Linked DNA regions of Homo sapiens: region 1 is linked to region 2. A link is a loop called in an ENCODE intact Hi-C map of the cell type or tissue named here. Cell type or tissue: heart left ventricle. All regions are shown on one strand. Links, peaks and the distances in the headings refer to the core of each region. The heading gives the core; the rest is flanking DNA. Region 1 overlaps ST7 (suppression of tumorigenicity 7). Region 2 overlaps ST7 (suppression of tumorigenicity 7).

The links. Peaks named below come from ENCODE experiments on the same cell type or tissue, not always from the same donor. Only the 100,000 strongest peaks of a DNase experiment are listed, where the experiment ranks them.
Region 1: a loop joins it to region 2, with 1.8 times the contacts of the local background. A loop is called at or near these places in 7 of 110 quality-filtered maps.

Annotation. Positions count from the first base shown.
Region 1 is chr7:117,010,649-117,016,032 of GRCh38, forward strand. All of the region lies in intron 1 of ST7 (suppression of tumorigenicity 7), which reads left to right. Among named protein-coding and RNA genes, the nearest start is that of MIR6132, 6.9 kb to the right of the region's middle. RefSeq lists an enhancer at 358-437 and a silencer at 1,428-1,477. In heart left ventricle, for the core only: a CTCF peak has its summit at 2,251; a DNase peak (open chromatin) is centred at 4,223; H3K4me3 peaks cover 908 bases; H3K27ac peaks cover 224 bases.
Region 2 is chr7:117,069,771-117,075,154 of GRCh38, forward strand. The region is part of intron 1 of ST7 (suppression of tumorigenicity 7); the gene reads left to right. It also overlaps a transcript of ST7-AS2 not described here. Among named protein-coding and RNA genes, the nearest start is that of MIR6132, 52 kb to the left of the region's middle. In heart left ventricle, for the core only: no CTCF peak of the experiment used is centred there; a DNase peak (open chromatin) is centred at 3,291; H3K4me3 peaks cover 651 bases; H3K27ac peaks cover 1,041 bases.

The sequences.
Region 1 (5,384 bases), core at 330-5,329, 59 kb before region 2:
ACTAGAGGGAAAACCCCCTATTTTCATTTCTGAAATGCAGAAAAATAGAGTGAACATTTATAATCCAACCCTGGTATTTTAAAACATGTGTAATAACAAAGTCGGTTATTGTATAATTTGGAAATGCGATGTAAGATATTATGATAAAGCTGTGATTTTCTGATTTAAGAGGGAAGAGTGAAGTGGAAGCCATGCTCGTTCTCCTCTGAGGAGGGTAGAGGACCGTGGACTCGCGTGGCAGGCACTAGTCCAGGGAGGGAAGCCATGAAAGAGAAAGAGAGGAGAGCTATGTCTCAGCCCCTGAGCTGTCCTCTATGAAAAGCTTCACACTCTGTGTCCAGCTGTCTCAATCAAGTCCTGGAAGAATGGTCTCCTTCAGAAGCTTTATTGCTGGCACCCAGGCCACATTGTCCTAAGAGGTGTGACCCACCAGGTCATGAGCCATGAACCCTCTAGTAGGCAGATCCTCCAACAGTTTAAGTATTTTGTGTGTGTGTGTGTGTGTTAATGTGTGTGTGTGTATCTGTCTACTTACCACCAGGCTGAGTTACTGGGGGTCTGCCTAGAAAGGAACAGTGTCCCTGTAAACAGGAGGAGGCTCCCCAGAACATCAGCATCCAACATAAACACGCTGAATTAGGACAATACATCCTGGCTCCTTTGAGGAGGGGCTGTTCCCAAAGCCCTGGCAGGATAGAAGAGGGGACAGTGGGGGCTAGAAAAGGAGTAGGTATCAGCAGGAGTTACTTGAGTTTTCTCCTCTGACTGTAATTGGTTTAAAGTAGAGTCCAAGATTATTAAAGTTGGACTAGATCTTAGGGATTTTCCAGTTCCACCTCCTCATTTTACCAGTGAAGGAACAGATACATACAGGGGTTCTAGAATTTATCTTAGATCAGAGAGGTAATGAGTGGCCGTGTTGGCTAGACTCCAGGTCTCTTGATTCAGTAATGATTCTTTCTCCAACCTGGATCACGAAGGGTTAAATTGTAGCAGGACTCTGGGATGGGATTCAGGGGTGCCAAATGCTATAAGTACAACCCACTGCTGTCTCAGGAAATTGTGGTTAGGATAGTGGTCCCTAGAACAGGTGACCCGAGAAGAACTTCTGACTTAGGTGAACGTTATACGTTTTGGAGAGGACTATGATGTGATTGTTTGGGAAGGGGGCATCTAGGCATATCAGCAAGTCTCACTTGCTGAGAGTGAGATGGAGATAGAGAAAATTCTTTGAGAGGTGGGTGGAGGGATCTAGTTGAAGGCTCTCCTGTTGAGCTTTGAATTTATAGTCAGTGTTTATAGAGTCTAGGCAAGTAGTATCTACTGTGACATTTGGAGAACTGAAAAGTAGAGTGGGATTTAGTGGTTACTGAGTGTGCCTTGGGTAGGACAGGTCCTTTTATGGTTGTAGCTTTCTGCACTTGAGTACTTATTTCTGCTTTACTGGCTAATGCCACTCTCATTTTAAGCTATCACAATGACTAAACATTATCCCTTTCATTCTGATTCTCTGTTCAATTTTTTCATATGTTGGAATTGATCATAGAATATAGAAAGAATTTTTATGAATTCGGAACTGAACTGTTTGGCCCACTGTAGATTTGGTTTTATTGGAAAGAACCTAGTTTTTTGAAATTTTTTTTTTTTTTTTGGCTTCCGTATGATCACCTACTCTACACAGGCAGTATTGTGTACTGGTTAAGCACAAGGATTCTGAGCTAGAGGCTACTCCAGTTGAATCCTGGCTCTGATCTTAGATAAGTTGTTTATCCTCCATGCCTCAGTTCTTCATCTCTAAAATGGGGATAATACCTCCTAGGGTCGTTTTAAGGGTTAAATAGGTTAATACATGAATTAGAACAATGCCTGGTACACACAAAGTGCTATTTACATATTAGCTGTTAATACATTCCAAGCATTGATCTAGGCCTTTTGTCAATTTATAAGTAAACCAAGGCTCAGAGAGGTTTAAAAACTTGCTTAATGAAGATAATCTATCTAGTAAGTAAGTAAACCAAGGCTCAGAGAGGTTTAAAAACTTGCTTAATTAAGATAATCTATCTAGTATGTAAGTAAACCAAGGCTCAGAGAGGTTTAAAAACTTGCTTAATTAGGATAATCTATGTAGTAAGTGGCTGAGATGGGAGTTGAATCTTCTCTGACTAAACTTGGCTTTTCTGTTTGCTAAGCCTGGCTTTTAACCCCTCTGCTGGATTTCTGAGGTATGGCAAATCACTTAACTATAAGTAGGTTGTAGGTTTTATATCTATCTACTCATCTGTCCATCGGTCTTATACTTTCTAATTTAGATATTTCATTATGTTTTCATTCCATTAATAAAATGCATTTCCTTAAAATATCTGTCTCTTAAGAATTATAAAATACACAGCATAAAAATAAAAAGTCTTAAAATAATGCTACTCAGATAATTAGATAAGTGCTTTAAAAATCCATGCTAACTACTAAATTGTGAAAAGCATAAAATGTTATTCCAGGTGATATTTGATAATGGCAGTCAGCGTTTCCACACACTTGTAAGTTTTGTGTAAATGTAGGTAGTTATTATCAGGCATTTTGAGCTTACTATTTTAAAACAATCATAACATTAATGTTCTAACCATTTGCACATCTTAATTATCAGGAAGAAATTATATCAAATTGTTACAACTTGTGGAAGGCTTCCCAATCTGTACCCTAGGTTAAGATAAAGAGAATTAAGGCCTAATAAATGAGATAGGCTCACTTAGCAACAGTGACAGGTGAAGTTGATGAGAATTAACAGCTTTTGACTGTAGCAGATTGGTGGTATAATGAGCTCTGCTTATGGTAAGGAAGCACTGATTAGACGACTGAGTGAAATGGTACTTTCTTATTTATTTTATAAAATTATTGGAGATGGCTGGGCGAGGTGGCTCACGCCTGTAATCCCAACACTTTGAGAGGCTGAGGCGGGCGGATAACCTAAGGTTAGGAGTTCGAGATCAGCCTAGCCAATGTGGCGAAACCCCATTTCTACTAAAAATACAAAAATTAGCTGGGTGTGATGTTGCATGCCTGTAGTCCCAGCTACTCTATTCAGGAGGCTGAGGCAGGAGAATTGCTTGAACCCAGGAGGCAGAGGCTGCAGTGAGGCGAGATCACGCCACTGCACTCCAGCCTGAGCGACAGAGTGAGACTCCGCCAAAAATAAATAAAAATAAGTAAATAAGTAAATAAAATTATTGGAGAGATCTGTTAAGTGATAATAGTAATCCTAGAATTTGTAGAATTTGTATTACGCACTTTTGATATTGTATTGAAAATTCAAAATCACATTTTATAGCATTGTCAACTTTATAATTTCTTTTGGAGAAACCTGTTCAGTGGAAAGGAAAGTAGCAAAAGCAAAACCAAACACCCCACTACTCCAGCAAAAGCATTCTAAACAGTTAGTACCTCATCTTCTTCAAAGTGGTGGTAATTTGGTAGTGGTGGAGGGTGGGGGTTGGAAATTGTCCAACCATTCAGGTTGCTTACAAAAAAAGATAAAAAAAGTAAAAATTTATTTATGTTTCGTCTTTTGGCAAGGTAAATAATTGTATCAAGATGAAGTAGCCATTGTTAAAGTTTATTTAAAGTATAAGCTAGGATATGCTCAAGATTGGCAATGGAGGAAAAAGATGGCTCAGGGTATGTGGCAATGTGACATTAAAGATTACATCAGATATAGTGTGTCTCAGTAATGACCATATGTCCTTTCCAGCTGATGTCTATTTTAGGACTTGGATAAATGAGTTGGAGGTCTTAGATATGCTATAAAGGACTGTTCTTGCATCACCTTTATTAGGTTTGTTTTCACATTAGTCAAATGTATTTCAAATGGACAAATGGATAAAATATGCATATGTACTATCAAATGAATGAATGTAATGACAAAATTGAGACAAAAATTTGGACGCTGATTCCTTTCAGGTTATGTGGCTTCTTTCATATCATTGAGTACTAGGAAGAAGTATGGATATCTTGTGTCCTTTTCACTTACAGGAATAAAATAATTTATTTTTTCTCTTATTTAGAGTTTTAACCTAAAACCAAAATTTAGTTTTAACCTAATAATTAATACAGGAGGGAAATGGGAGTAAATAACAGTTATTTTCTGAGAGACATTTCTAAGGACGACTTTAAAAGACCAGGCAAAGGAGAGCAGAGCCCAGCCGTTGCCGCTTGAGAGAGATAAGCAGAAGTGTGGGTGTGCTTCATGTCACATGGCAGGAGGCTTCCCCAGAACGGTTCGTCAGTCCAGGGAGCCGTTTCATTTTCTGGCTGATAGAGTTGTACTTGGAAAATACTCAGTTTCCTGCTTACTGCTTCATTATGGATTATACAGGTAAAATTAAATGTTAAATATTTTCCAGTTATGTAGAATTACTTTAAAAATAATATTTTGAATTTATATTTTAAAAACTACATTGATTGTGTGAGTACTTTAAAAATATTGTGCATCAGTTTATTCCTGAGTATTGTATGAATTTGTTTTATCCAAATTGTGATTAATTTAGGATAAGTGCTTAAGGGAATTTCTGAGACATACCTTTGTTGTTTCTTCCATTTCAGTTGGATCATACTTAAATGGACTTAAACTCCAACCCATAGTTAATCCACATTTCTCCCCTCTTAGGCCAGAGGATTTAAAGTACAAACATCTGAGTTCAGATTATTCCACACAGGGAATAAAATATGTACACAGTCTACAGAGAGTTTCTGTTATTGTGGTGGTGGTTTTGTGCTTGTGTATTGCTCTTTTAGATGGTGTTAATGTAATGAAGTGAATTGGAGAATTTCAGTTTTTATCCTAAATTTTCTGAGTATAAATGTGCCCAGATTTTTCTGACCTTTTCTGACCTTTCTAACCTTTTCCTTTTTTAAATTGCATAGACTTGTTTCTCAATCTCTAGTTTCACTGAATGGTAAATTGGTACATGTTTAGAAATAAGGTTAGATTAACCATGGGTGGTGGTTACTTGATGAGTAAGTGGGCGATTCCCTTACATCTGGTAGGGTAAAGGTGTGGGTGGGAGGTGAAGCAGTGATCAGGTAGGGACATGAGTCTTTGCCCAAAATTTGTGCACCCAATTCAGAATTATATTGCCCTAAATTTGAACTTTTGGGGAATGGCGACATTGTTTGCTGACAGATTGCTTTTAAACTAAAGAACGAAGAATTGGAAAATTTTTTTTCTAGGGCAGAGAGAGGCCACTTTTCATACCCAGTGTAATATAAATTCCAGTGTGCATCCGGATTGAACTCTACTTACACAGTATCTATAAATTATAACTGTAGGTGGATCTTTGGCAAGACAGTTAATTACAGTGTGCAAATAAAAGTTTTGTGAAATTGCTCATTTA
Region 2 (5,384 bases), core at 186-5,185:
GGTCCTACTGTATATTTTAGGCTCTTCCCTTCAGTTCAGTGCTTCTCAAAGGCCCTAGAGACAGAGATAGGAACGGATGCCCTTGGCAGCTGGACCACAGGCAAAAGCAGCTCACTGCTGAAACACTGTACCCTTGAAGTCCTTTTAAATTAGGTTAATTTTGCACTTTACCCTGCAATATATCCGTGATTACTTTAATATAAAACAGTTAATTTTCTAATCACCAAATGAAATTGATGCTCTAGAAAGGCATGGCATGTTTAAATTGGGGCTTCTTGATGTTATATGTACCTGCTTTGGAGAATCGTGGACTTAGTGTGGCTGTAGGGAAAATTCTTTTAGTCCTTTCTTTGAAATGGACCTGATAGATACAAATAACTTTCAGGACATTTGGTGATGGAATTTGGTTAATTAGCAGCTTGTTTCAGCTTTCTACTCTGAGTGTTGTGAAAAGAGGCCAGACTTAAAGTCCAGTGAGTTCAAGACCTGGTTCACTATTAACTTGTGATGTTGTACAGTTTATTAACATCTTCAGGCCCATTTCTCATCTGTAAAAGGAGACGATGAACCATAAAATATAAAGCACCATTTTCCAAATTATATTTTGTGAATGATTACTTGCAAAAGGTATTCTAAGGGTGGTTGTCAGGGAATGGGAGGAGGGGGAAATGGAGAGTTGTGATTTAAAGGGTATAAAGTTTCAGTTTTGCAAGATGAGAAAGTTCTGGAGATTGGTTGCACAACCATGTGAGCATATTGGTTTTGTTTGTTTGTTTGTTTGTTTGTTTTTGAGACAAGTCTTGCTCTATCGCCCAGGCTGGATGCAGTGGCGCGATCTCGGCTCACTGCAAGCTCCGCCTCTCGGGTTCACGCCATTCTCCTGCCTCAGCGTCCGGAGTAGCTGGGACTACAGGCGCCCGCCACCATGCCCTGCTAATTTCTTTTTGTATTTTTAGTAGAGACGGGGTTTCACGGTGTTAGCCAGGAAGGTCTCAATCTCTTGACCTTGTGATCCGCCCGCCTCGGCCTCCCAAAGTGCTGGGATTATAGGCGTGAGCCACCGCGCCCGGCCAATGTGAGCATGTTTAACAGTAGTAAATTGTACACTTAGAAATGATTAAGATGGTAAATTTTATGTTATGTGCATTTTTTGTGCATTTCACCACCATCTAAAAAACTATATTCCAGCCTGTAATCCCGGCACTTTGGGAGGCCAAGGCGGGTGGATCATGAGGTCAGGAGATCGAGACCATCTTGGTTAACACGGTGAAACGCCCTCTCTACTAAAAACACAAAAAATTAGCCGGGCGTGGTGGCGGGCGCCTGTAGTCCCAGCTACTCGGGAGGCTGAGACAGGAGAATGGCGTGAACCCGGGAGGCGGAGCTTGCAGTGAGCCGAGATCGCGCCACTGGACTCCATCCAGCCTGGGCGACAGAGCGAGACTCCGTCTCAAAACAAAAACAAAAACAAAAACAAAACAAACTATATTCTAAAAGCTCCATCTTTAAATAAATACTAATTTGTATTACACCCTCCTGCTAGAGAATGACACTGCATTCAGCATATCCAAATGTCTTAGACATCCTGCACTTAAAAAAAAAAACTTTTAAACTTTAACCCAGTATTTCTCAAATTCCTTCTCCCAATTAATTTAACATTTAATATTCTATGGAACTTACACTTGAAGGAGTCCCATTTGGGAAAAAGTTATCTGGGATCTTTCCAGCTCAAACATGTTTTTATTCTTCAAAGACACCATATGAAAATATGGGCTTTGCCAAAGTAAGATATTTGATAAATATTAATTCAGGCCTTCCGAACCTTTTCCATATCATGGCATGTATAGAAAGTAATATTTGTATGGCACACTGGGGTAAACTGACAAGGTGGCTTAGGGCTGAGGAGTGCGGTAACTCAGTTACACCCTTGGATAAAGATCTCTAACCAGGTGTTTAAAAAGTTATCACTGAGGAAGCTGCATGACATAGCTTGTTCTCCAGATGTCATTAGTTAGCATGTTTACACAGAGAAGCATTAGAGGCAGATCATACAAAACTCTATGCTATTTGGTTTGCCTTGGCAGCAATTTATTTTCCACTTTAGAGAAACCAGAAACTCTTCTGATTACCTATGGCTGTGGATATTATTGGTCATTAGACCTAACTGGCAATCCCTCGTGGTATAAGAGTGAGGGATAAGAGGTTTCCAGGAGGATAATACTCTTCCACAGTCTATTTAATATACTCAAATGATGAATTCAACAGCCTCCTATTTTTAAAGCGAGAGCATATATCCTAATGTCATAAGCAGAATAATTCTCATTTAATGGGGGAAATTTTTTTCAACTTCACATTTCCTAGAGGAACAAGTATTTGGTGTAGTAATAGGGATTGGATGTGGGAAGAAAAGGACATTTATATTAATACATTCTTAAAAGAAATACAGCATAGATCAGTGAGTGAGATCAACATTTGTCACGCCTCAGGCCTTTTTCTGAAGTCATCTTCAGCCCTTCCTCTCCACTCTATTCCTCAGTTGGTATCATTCTATAGTATCACATCTTCTGAATGGCTTACTTAAAGATTCTAGACTGATGGAAAAAAACAAACAAACAAACAAGAAATTGATTAGATTTGACAACGACCTACATCATTGTTCAGTTAGTATTTTTATTCAGCTCACCTAGAAACTAAGCAGTCATGATCCACTTAGTAACAGATGTTTTGATTTCAGAATTGCCAGGTCTTCCCCAGATTATCTTTTGTACTTACTGTCATTTTCCCCTTTAAACAACTTTTTTTGGCCTTAGTCTTTACTGTCTTTTCTGAGAATCCTATTAGAGTTTAAGATTTAAAACTAGATGTAGAAATACATCCTTGCTTAGTGTCAGGGAGCCACTGTGAAATCCCATTGACAACCTATTCTGGGCTTTAGAGCCAGAAGTTTAATTACCACCTATTGAGCGAGTTTGATTTGTCACTTCTTGGGTTCTGGCCAGGCAGAGCTAATTCCTCCTAGCAGAGCAAGGTCGGTGGGCAGGAGCCAGAATTGAGAAAGTGACGCAGTCACTTCAGCTTGTCCAGCTTCAGGCGTAGATGAAGGGAGTTAAGTGTGCCAGATTAAGTCCAAAGTGGCACACAAGCATGAGGGGCAATAAGGGCACCTGGTAAACCACAGCAAGAGGGAGTCTGCAACTAAGAAAGGGGGAGTGTGGTGACTAGCAAGGAGCAAGCGCTTGCAATTTTCAGAAGTCCAGGCAAGCTGTGCTGGCACCAGACAGGAAACATTGCGGCTGCGCTTCAGTCAGAGGCTGGCTTCAGCCTTTGAAGGAGACTGACAGGGGGTATTAAGTAGTTACTGGAATGAGACCTGTAAAAAAGGCAGAATAAAATCAGTAATAACAACTGAATAATAACAACTGAAGAAATCAATAGACTATTTAACCACATCTGTAGGCCTCTACACAATCTAGTACTGTGGAGTATTAAATGAATGAGATAGATTTAGAAATAAAAAACCATTCATGGTATATTAAGGAAAATTCAAATCATAGTATATTACATAATATGTTAGTGAAAGGAACTTTGGGACATGGTAGTGTAGAACTCTGTTCAGATGAATGACACAAACACCTTAGGCATACTTTATAGGGACAGATATACTTTGTTTGCCTTTTGTTTTCATCCATCTATCCTGAGGAAGGTCCACAATTATTGAATAATAACTGCCTAAAGTGGTAACATGTCTCTGGTACTCCTGAAAAGAGGCAGCTTGTTGTGGAGGGCAGTGTGAGTGGTTAGGGCCACAAACTTTGGATCCCAACTACCCGGGTTTAACTCTTTCTTCTACTGCCACTACTCGTATGACTCAAGTCCTTAACTTCTCTATACCTGTTACCCCATCTGTAAAAGGGGGACAGTAGTAGTACATACCTCAGAGGGTAGTTATGAGAATTAATAATAATATTTTAGAAATCTGTGGAAAAGTATCTGGCCTATAATTAGCCCTATAAATGTTTGTTAAGCAAATACACAAATAAAATACATACTTTCCCAGCTTCCAGGAATCAGGAACTAACTTAGACTTTTCTTTTCATCTCACGTGGATATTGTTCTCGTGGAATGTTGAACATTTCTTGAAGTATTGTTTTAAGCACTGTGGAAAAAATAATAGTTAAAATTGTTAGCAGATCATGGAATTGGATTTTTGACCTCAATCCTTTTGAAATTAAGAAAAAAATTACACTAGTCACTTTAAACTGGTTGTTCTATATGTTTGTGCTCTAACAATATAGAAACTAGATATTGTTATATGATTTCCTAGATACAGTTAATCTAGGCTGGGCATGGTAGCTCACACCTGTAATCCCAGCACGTTGGGAGGCCAAGGCGGGTGGATCACTTGAGGCCAGGAGTTCGAGACCAGCCTGGCCAACATGGTGAAACCCTGTCTCTACTAAAAATACAAAAATTAGCCAGGTGTGGTGGCGCACACCTGTACTCCCACCTACTTTGGAGGTTGAGGCAGGAGAATCGCTTGAACCCAGGAGGCGGAGGTTGCAGTAAGCTGAGATTGTGCCACTGCACTCCAACATGGGCAATAGAGTGAGACCCTGTCTCAAAAACGAAAAACAAAAACAAGCTACTATCTTGTTTAGATAGCGGATCTTTTCCCCCTCATAGAGAGTGCTTTGGCAGTTAGGAAAAGTAAATCACACCGAAACTGTTTATGGCGACCCCCCTCACCCCACACACTGTGAGCTAGTTAGACAGAAGATAATGCAATTTACAAATATCTGTGGGTGGCCAGGCCTGATTAGTACATGTAAAAGAAAAGTCATTAGATACACTGTGACTTCAAATAATGAGGCAGAGTAATAGGATTTGTTTTAATAAGATTTTGAGAGATTAAACCTCCTAAATCTTTGTAGTTCTGTCAGGTAAAGTTAAGGAAACCAGCACTCCACAACATAAACAATGGTGTTCTATTTAGAACCCCTGCAAAATTAGATGTGATTGGCTTCTCCTAAGACATTGAGTTGTAGTTAGTTGACAGGTTTGTTGGCCAGTAAGCAGTGGTGCTATGGTGAATAGTGCCCTTTTTGTATTTGTATTCTTTTTGGTACAGATGTATAATCTCATAGAATAATTTCAAATTAATTAGTATTGCAGCTGAACTATGTGATGCTATCACAATTTGGGTTAGTGGGTGAATTTAGTAGTTTTGGGTGCTGTTCATTCTTTCTAGCTTAAATCCAAGTAACTGAATATTTAAAAACTTTCTTTTGTTGATAAAGGTGATACCAGTGGTATGCTAATATGGTGAGGATAATTTTTATTCCTTCCTAAGGATTTTTGTGAGGAATAAAGATGAAAATAATTAC